Regions from separate parts of the Mus musculus genome. Here region 2 is linked to region 1. The links are chromatin loops, found by intact Hi-C in ENCODE. Cell type or tissue: heart. All regions are shown on one strand. Each heading gives the region's core, and the rest is flanking DNA. Links, peaks and the distances in the headings are about the cores only.

Region 1 (4,389 bases), core at 146-4,145:
GTAGCAGCAGGGCATGAGGGATGGGTGTGGGTTCAGGAGACTGAATGGCCAGGATTCAAGTCTAGACTCTGTCCCTGATAGCTGTGTGAGTTTGGGCCAATGCTCACCCACTTAAATCCATACATTTGGTTATGACTTGAGCTAATCATAACTCCCACCTCAAGGTTGCTTTGAGAATTCAGTAAGAGGTGTATGGCACTTAGCTATGTAGGGGTGTGTGAGGCTTCGTGTGTGCAGAAATAAAAATAATGTATCATTGCTAAAGGAGCCTGACTTCAGGACTGTGCTCCTCAATAAGGTAGTAATGACCCTATAGGCTGCCTTAAGCTTATGAAATAGAACGAACAGTTCTTTTGTGTGTGTGGTGCTAGGGATCAAATTCCCCAGGGCTTGGTGCATGCTAGGCCGGCTCCTCATCCCACACTCTTCATTGATCTTGTTCTCTGGGTACAGCAGCCACATTGCAGGTTCTTAGTCTCATGTGGCTTAGTGGCTGCCACTGTGGACAGTACAGATGAACAGTCCACCAGACTGGTGGGTGGGAGCGGCAGAGCCTACTAAGTACTGAGGGTTCCATGGAAGTGGTGTCACCCGGCACAGTGCTTCCGACTGCTTAGATAGAGAATGCAGACACATCAGGAGGTCTCTGGAATGTCCAGTGATGAAGTGGTTAGATACATGAACTGCCTGATACCAGATCTCCCTCCATGCTCTGAGCAAGCCACCTGGGTTCCTGTGCTCACCTCTTACCAGCTGACCACACTTGCCAAATGACGTTGTGTCAGGGCTTGAGTTGTGGTTGTGTGCAGTGCTTGGATCAGTGCCTAGGCCTTAGCTGTGTCTGTTTGCTATGAGACAGGTCACATTATTACTGTCATGTTACAGGAGGGAAAAATCGGCTCAGAGAGATGACTAACTTCCCAAGGCTGAAGGGACGGGGAAGGGATTCATAGACTATATTGTTTGTCAGCACCATGAGGAGGCTTTGCAGAGCCCCCGTGGCAAATGGTGTGGATCAGAGGGGCAGCAGAGAGACGCCCCACCTCCCTGGATATCCTTGTTCCTGTGTTTACTTCCAGGGACCCTAACCTTCACAAGAAGTATCGAGTGGGGCTGAACCGAGTTGCTGCCCAGGAGGTACCTATTGAGATCAAGGTGGTGAACCCACCCACCCTGACCCAGCTGCAGGCACTGGAGCCCAAACAGATGTTCTGGGTGCGTGCCCGGGGCTACATTGGTAAGATGACCCACAATTCGGAGGAATGCACTTCAGGAGTCTAGGCCTTGCCACACTCATTGCCCTCTGTGGCTTGGCTATACCACTCTCTGGCCTGTTTCCTAATCTCTTACCAGAGTCCTTACCCTTTAACATGAGAACCATTGTTGGACCTTTCTGGGGAGAAGCAAGCTACCATGCTGAAATTCTTACCTAGGTCAGCAGCTAACAATGGATGTCTTTGTGCAAATTGGTTCTAGGACCAGAGAGAGTGGCTGGGGCGAGAGACTTGGGAAGAGCGGGTTTACATTTAACTTACCTCTGTCCTCTCTTAGTCCTTCCTTATCCTTACACACAAAGCCCCTACTTGGGTCAGGTGCCCTTGCACAATGACTCATTTGTGTATGGCAGCCCCTTTCTCCCCCACCTCCCTGCAGGTCCTGAGCTGGAAAAGCCAGGAGCCCAGGGCTGATGGGATTGGGACCTGTTGCAGGGGAAGGTGACATCAAGATGCATTGCTGTGTGGCTGCTTATATCTCTGACTACGCCTTCCTGGGTACAGCACTGCTGCCCCACCAGTCCAAGTATAAGGTGAACTTCATGGCGTCACTGGATCACTCCATGTGGTTTCATGCCCCATTCCGAGCCGACCACTGGATGCTGTACGAGTGTGAGAGCCCCTGGGCTGGTGAGTGTGGGCCCAGGGTCCGTGTCTGTAGGATGAGAGGGAACCTGCTTGGTTTTTAGATGATGCTGCCTCTCTGCCTCTCGCCACTTCCTGGGGCTGCTGCACAGGCTTCTTGCACTGTGGCCCCTCTTAGTATTTGTGCTGTCCTCAAAAATTTAGGAACATCCAGGAACGACTGACTTTATCTGAGACCATTACAGGTGGCCAGGCAACTTTAGATCCCCTGTGTGAACTTGGGCAAATCCGTTTTGAAGCTTCTTTTGGTTTTGATTTTTGAAACCAACCAGAGTCTCATGTACCCTTGCTGGTCCTGAGCTCTATATGGAGTAGAGCCCAGCCTTGAATTCATGCTCCTCCTGGCTCCACGTCCCAAGTGCTGGGAGCCACTGTATCCTGCTTCTCGGTTTTTTCATCTGGATAAATAGGCTTATGTTAGACTGCACCATCTAAACCCCAGAAGCCACCAGACTGCCACTAGAGGGAGCTGTTTCTAAGCAGATTGCATTGTGCCCCCGCAGGTCCTGGAGCAGGTCCAGCAAAGTGCCTTGTCTTTTTAGAGTCACATGTATCTTAGGTTAGCCTTGAGCTCACTCTGTAACTGAAGGTGACTGCGGGGATCGAATCCAGGCCCCTTGTATGCTAGGCAAGCACCCTGTTAACTGAGTTACAGCCTCAGAAAACTGGGCTTTTGGCTTTTTCTGTTTTTTTTTTTTGTTTTGTTTTGTTTTTTGTTTTTTTTTTTTGTTTTTTTTTTTTTTTTGAGATAGGGTTTCTCTGTATAGCCCTAGCTGTCCTGGAACTCACTCTGTAGACTAGGCTGGCCTCGAGCTCAGAAATCCACCTGCCCTTGCCTCCCAAGTGCTGAGATTAAACACTTCCCAGCACGGTTTTGGTTTTTCAAGATAGGTTTTCTCTGTGTAGCTCTGGCTTGCTTGGAACCTGCTTCTGTAGACCAGGCTGGCCTTGAACTTACAGGGATCCATCTGCCTCTGCATCTTGAGTGTTGAGATTAAATGTGTGCACTGCCACCACCTGGCTATAAACTGTATTTCTAAGGAGCTCCCTGAGTGATTCTGTGAGTTAGCACAGTGGGGCAGGGCACTGTGGTCTGTAGGGGCACCACTTCTAGATGCTCCTTGTAGGGGACAGAGAGAAACCCAGACTCCACAAAGTCTCCTGTTAGAACCTGGCTTCTTTTATAGTAAAGTACACTTCAAAGGAAGAAAAGCTTTGCTTTATAAATGGATGAAGCTTAAGCTGCTCCTTATGGTCAGGAAAGGGTTACTCGAGTACAGACACCATCGCTGCGCAGGATTCGTGACCTTGAAGTTAGGACACTCAGTCAGCTTTGGCCTGATCCTCGGGGCCGAGTTCCTGAGCCTGGTTGTACTTTAGTGTCATTGTCTGGAAAACAGGACAGGGAGTGACGCTCACACCCTGTGGCTAAAGCAGACCTCAGTGGGCTCTGCTGTGTCACCTGAAGCTAGCCTCCTGAGGATAACTAGGCCAGGCTCAGAGCCACCAAGGGAAAGATAGAGAAAGGAGGCCACACACTTTGAGGGCTCTAGATCCTCTCAGGTGCACCCTCCCCCTTGTGGTGGTGTGGGTGAATTACCAGCTGGAAGGACTTGGCTTTGTGTGTCAGAAAGGAAAGAATGGGATTCTGACAGGTGGCCAGAGATGTGGCAGTCTGCTTGGCCAAGCCTTTGGAGACTTGTCAGAGCCCCTCTGATCTTTTTGAGAAGTGAGCAGATACGTGAAAGTGCTTTTAAACCATCAAGTGGTGCTGGGGTGTGAGGATCCCTCCAACCCCCGGTGACTATAATAGGCTCACACAGGGGCACTTGGCACTTTGGAATCATGATGTTCCAGTGTGCGGTTGTATGGGGACAGCTCTGCCCTGTGTCAGATCCTTTGCAGGCAAAGCACGCTTGTGCTGAAGCAGGGGCCATCTCACCTTCTCCTTGCTTACAGGTGGCTCTCGAGGGCTGGTGCATGGGCGGCTGTGGCGTCGGGATGGGGTCCTTGCTGTGACCTGTGCCCAGGAGGGTGTGATCCGATTGAAGCCTCAGGTGTCAGAGAGTAAGCTATAGTGAAAGATGCCTGGCTCGGCCTGGGGCTAAAAGGACTTTGCACTGCCATTTCTGAGGCAGGAGTCACAGTTGAGAGCTGGGCTTCCTGCCTCTTACATACAATAAAGAGATTGCTAACACTGGAGTAGCTGACCTTTAATAGAACTACAGCCCTCCCCGTGCCTCTGACTTCCAGGACTACAGTCGCAGTCCCCAGCCCTTCACCAAACTGTTTCACTGGTTTAGAGGCCCATGGATACAGAGACATACTGATTCTGACCTTGGCCACAGCCTCCAGCTGTGGTAGGCTGAAGAGCCCATGCCAAGACTTCCTCCTGGTGTTATCCTAGGGTAACCCCAGCCAAAGCCTGCTCGGAGTCCTGTCTGGCATAATAAAGTTCCCCTCAGTCTGC
Region 2 (4,389 bases), core at 110-4,109, 120 kb after region 1:
CCATCAATCCCCCAGTTCACCCAATTTACACAGAGCCCAGGGCTTCACTTAGATGAACAGACAAGTCCTTTAACTCATGATCCTCCCAGTTATGGAAATTAACACTCAACATAAACTAAATGGTAAAAGGACTGTTCTGAACCACCAGGTTGCTAAAATGCTAAAATTTGGCTGGAAAACAGGATCGAGGAGACACAGACAGACAGACAGACATACAGACAGACCATGCATCTGCTGCGCGCAGACATTGTGGAAGGCCTGACCTATTTCTACCTTTACAGTTAAAGTGATGAGAAAATACACACAAACTAAGTCTACAGAACTACTAGAACCTTCCTAGTGTTGCAAAGCTGGTGGATTTTAGAGTCAAGATTCAACCTCACAGCTTCCTGAGGACAAAGCCTATGAACATGACTTTGCTACCCAAATGTGTATTGACAGAGCATCTTGGTGTTTCCATGTGGTAATTCTCATTTTTACCTCAGTATCCTCAGGATTTGAGGACGGAGACATAATTTGTTGAGTTAAATGTATTGTTTGAAAAATTAAATGACTTTTTTTACATTATGTTCTCTCTCCATACAGATGTTACATATGAAACATTGACTTGTTTTTTTTAATCTATGAATGTAATACTTCTGTTTATAGTTATTCTTCATCTTGCTATGTCCAGACACTTGGCAAGGAGCAATTTGAGGGAGGAAGGGTTTCATTCTGACTTTTAGTTCAAGGGGCTCAATCCACCACAGTGAGGAGCAGATGGTAGAGTGTGGAGAAGGCATGGGTGACATGAATAGAAGGCCAGGTGTCACATCCATCTGGGCACAGGAAGTAGAGTGTGAAAAGGAAGTGGGATGGGGCAATGAGGCCTCAAGGCTGGGCACCTTTGACCCACGTCCTCTAAGAGGAACTGCCTTCTGAGTTTACACAGCCTTTCAAACAGCACCGCCAGCCTGGGGCCAAGTGTTGGAACACAGGAGCCCTTGGGGAACAATCTACGTGCAAACTACAACATTTTGCTACTTTGATCAAGGAACTACATGTAAAAAAATTGTTCATAAGTGACTCAGGACAATAATAGTCTCAGACACATGAAAAATCATGCGTTTCTTTTCAAATAGTGACACCATAAATGTTTAAATGGATAAGAAAGGACGGCAGAAGACAGAAAACAGAGGTGATTAAAAAAGTGGGGAAAAGATTCTTCTAATTAAATATACACAGAAATTTAAGGATGATACAGCTAATTCAGGATAACTACACACAACGAGGTTTTATTTATTTGGTTTATTTATTTATTTATTTACTTATTTATGTAGGTTTATCTGTCAGTGTGGGGGCCAGGCTACCCAGAGCTGGAGTTACAGGAAGTTGTGAATTACTCGTGACTGTCACTGTGGCACACCATGGGGCTCTGCTATCACCCAGCTGCTGGCTTCTGCTGTAGCTGCCATTACAGCTCCGCTGCCCCTGCCTCTAGTCAGCCCCACACTTTTGTGGTGCTGCCGCGTCTGTAACTTCTATGTCAGCTTGGTCTGCTCTGATAGAAGGTATCAAAGTAAATGAGAAAAGGCGAGAAAAGGCCACTAGGGGCTCAAGAGATGGCTCAGTGGTCAAGAGCACCAGCTGTTCTCACAAAAGGGCGGGGCTTTGGTGTCCCCGTACACCCCCCTCCCCCACCGTGGCTGCTCACGCCCATAACTCCAGCTCTAAGGAATCTGATGCCCTCTTCTGGCCTGCAAAGGCACTGCATGCACGTGATACAAAGACACCTGTGCAGACGAAAATCCAGACACATAAAATTAATTAGTTAAAAATTTAAAAGACACTGAAGATTAGCCTAACTGGGTCTAGTGTTGCAACGCCCGAGGGAACAGCACAGGAAGACAGCACATGGAGTTTAAGCCTGTGTAAACACCCTGAAAAAGATGCTTTCTCACAGCAGGTCTTGTGACTATGAAGATGTGTTTACAATTTTGGCACTGTTCATTGGCATTGCCCTGATAGGCCACCGGGACCAGCTCCCTTCCCTTGGCCTACGTGGAAACCGTTACAGAGGAATTTCAGCATAAAAACTCTTTCACGGAGTTCTGTCTGGGTGACAGTTTCCGGAGCGGGAGCTGTACTAAGACAGCAATCAGCTACGGTTATTGTACGGCTTTCCTAAGGTGTGCACAGTGCTTAAAACGGTTGGCGCTGATCAAAGCCGGTCCAGGTGGATGCTTAATTGGCAGTGGAAGCCAACGCCAGGAGTCTAAGCGGCTCTCAATTATGGAGTCCAAACATTCCGTCCCTAGCCACTTGGCTTTCCGTGAAAAGTTGTCGTTGACATTTATAGTGATAGTGACAGTGTTTGACAGTGTTTCTGTGATGTTAGCACCTGTCCATCACCCCAGGCGAGTGGGGCTCTCTTGTCTAAGAACACACATGGAGGAAAGTATCTCCAAAAATTGGTGTGTGCAAACAGAACATCTCCAAACAGAAAGGACTCTTATATCATCATTCAGGCAAGGATCAATGCACAATGATTGGCAGGTTCTGGGTAATATAAACGCAAACTTCCTGTCTTTTTGTTTATTTGTTAACTTTTGAGATGGAGTTTTCCCTGTGTAGTCCTGGAACTCATTATGAAGACCAGGCTGGCCTAGAATTCACAGAGATCCCCCTGCCTCTGCCTCCCGAGTGCTGGGATTAAAGGTGAGCACCACCACTGCCTGGCATTACAAACTTCCTAGAAGAAAACAGACAGCATCCTGACATTGATCTGGGTATGTGTCATATTGTTCTCGTAATAGTCAGAAACTGGAAACATCCTACATATACCTGAGTGAGGTAACCCAGACCCAGAAAGCCACACATGTTATGCACTCACTGATAAGTGGATATCAGACATAAAGTCCAGGATAACCCACAGACCCAAATAAGCTAAGTTACAGTGCAGGGGATGGACCTCTGACACCCACACACATTTGTAAAAGATGTGCCGCTTGTCTGCATATGAGTCCCCTAAAAATTGAAAAGCCGACTGTGTCTGACTCTATTGCTTGTCCTTGGACCCCCTGCCCCCCTAGCTGTGCTGCCTTGTCTGGCTTCAGTGGGAGAGGATGCCCTTAGTCCTGCTGCGACTTGATGAGCCGGGGAGAGTTGGCACCCATGTTGGGGCTTCCCCTTCTCTGGGGAGGAACCGAGGGGGTAGTGCAGAAGGGATGTGTGAGGGTCAAACTGGACGGAGAGAAGGAAGGGGATGGGATGTGAATGAATAGATAAATAAAACTATATCCTAAAATTATGGGGGAAAACCCCAAAACGAAAGCTTTGTTTTCTAAGTGTTCAGGGAGGCGGTGGCCAGTTTGGGATCTGAAGGGAGGTTGTACAACATTTTTAAAGGATGGGAACACAAATCGAGGGAGGAACTCGGGGGAGCTGCAGTGTTACCCAATTGTATTTTGACATCATGGGATCAGCAAGGGAGTACCCGTTGGAGACTGGGCGATATCCAGGGCACCTGGCTTCAAGGTCATTAATTCATTCTCCTAGACATTAGGTCTAGAGCTCAGGGTCATATAGGGATAAAGGAGCCAGTCAGCTGCATGTAGTTAATTAGGGCATAGCGGGCAATGGTTATGTATTTTTACAATTTATGCACCTTGGTTTAGATAACAGTAACTTCTGTACTCCTTATCGGTTAACAGACAATTAAGAAAACATTGGAGAAGTGAGATAGGCGTTTGTTCCTAGGCCTGGGAACATGAACTTGATTGACCCTGTCAGCAAGATGGAGAAGTTGTCCTTGGGACATCTGGACTCCTACAACTGTTTACAACAGACGCTGTTCAGCTGTGGGACGTCTCCTGCTCCCCTAGGGCCTGGGACCTTGAATTTAGTTTCTCCCTTGGAATCCAGTCTGAAAACGAAATGGTAGTACTTAGACCAAGTTTCTTTTGCTGGGTCCCAACAAACGCAACAAAGTATCTAGACGGGCAAATTCAAAAGCTTCTGTCCAGCAAACGAAGCAGCGGGGTAGAGAAGCAGCCCACAGAGGGCAAACACTTGACAATACTGACCCTGCCGGGAGCCATGGTCAGAGTGTAAAGAATGACGCCATAAGCCCTGTTAAGATGTGCAGAGAGCAGAGGCAGGCTGGAGAGATGTCTCAGTGGTGCGGAGCACTGGTTCTCTCCCAGGGAATCCTTGTTTGATTCTCAGCTCCCATATGGTGGCTCACAATCATATGCAACTCCAGCCCTAGGGGATGCCCTCTTTTGGTCTCTACAGTCATCAGGCATGCAAACCAGGCACTAACATACATATAGGCAAAACACCCAGACACATAAAATAAACAAATAAATAAGATTTAAGAGATATTCAGAGAAAGCTTTATTTGGTGAC

What was found. A loop is a pair of places that touch in the nucleus more often than their neighbours do. Peaks named below come from ENCODE experiments on the same cell type or tissue, not always from the same donor. Only the 100,000 strongest peaks of a DNase experiment are listed, where the experiment ranks them.
Region 2: it touches region 1 in a loop (7-fold over the local background); 11 of 42 quality-filtered maps call a loop at or near these places.

What each region holds. Positions count from the first base shown.
Region 1 is chr2:164,792,500-164,796,888 of GRCm38, reverse strand. Snx21 (sorting nexin family member 21) reads right to left here. Exons shown (of 3, transcript NM_133924.3): 3 at 4,119-4,389. It overlaps Acot8 (acyl-CoA thioesterase 8), which reads left to right. Exons shown (of 6, transcript NM_133240.2): 4 at 1,080-1,237; 5 at 1,710-1,904; 6 at 3,879-4,121. The coding sequence ends at 3,997. Among named protein-coding and RNA genes, the nearest start is that of Snx21, 8.7 kb to the right of the region's middle. In heart, for the core only: CTCF peaks have their summits at 2,379 (motif pointing right) and 3,507 (motif pointing left); DNase peaks (open chromatin) are centred at 1,788, 2,408 and 3,378; H3K27ac peaks cover 1,441 bases.
Region 2 is chr2:164,676,588-164,680,976 of GRCm38, reverse strand. No RefSeq gene overlaps it. Among named protein-coding and RNA genes, the nearest start is that of Wfdc11, 4.7 kb to the right of the region's middle. In heart, for the core only: a CTCF peak has its summit at 1,730 (motif pointing left); a DNase peak (open chromatin) is centred at 1,676; H3K4me3 peaks cover 646 bases; H3K27me3 peaks cover 496 bases.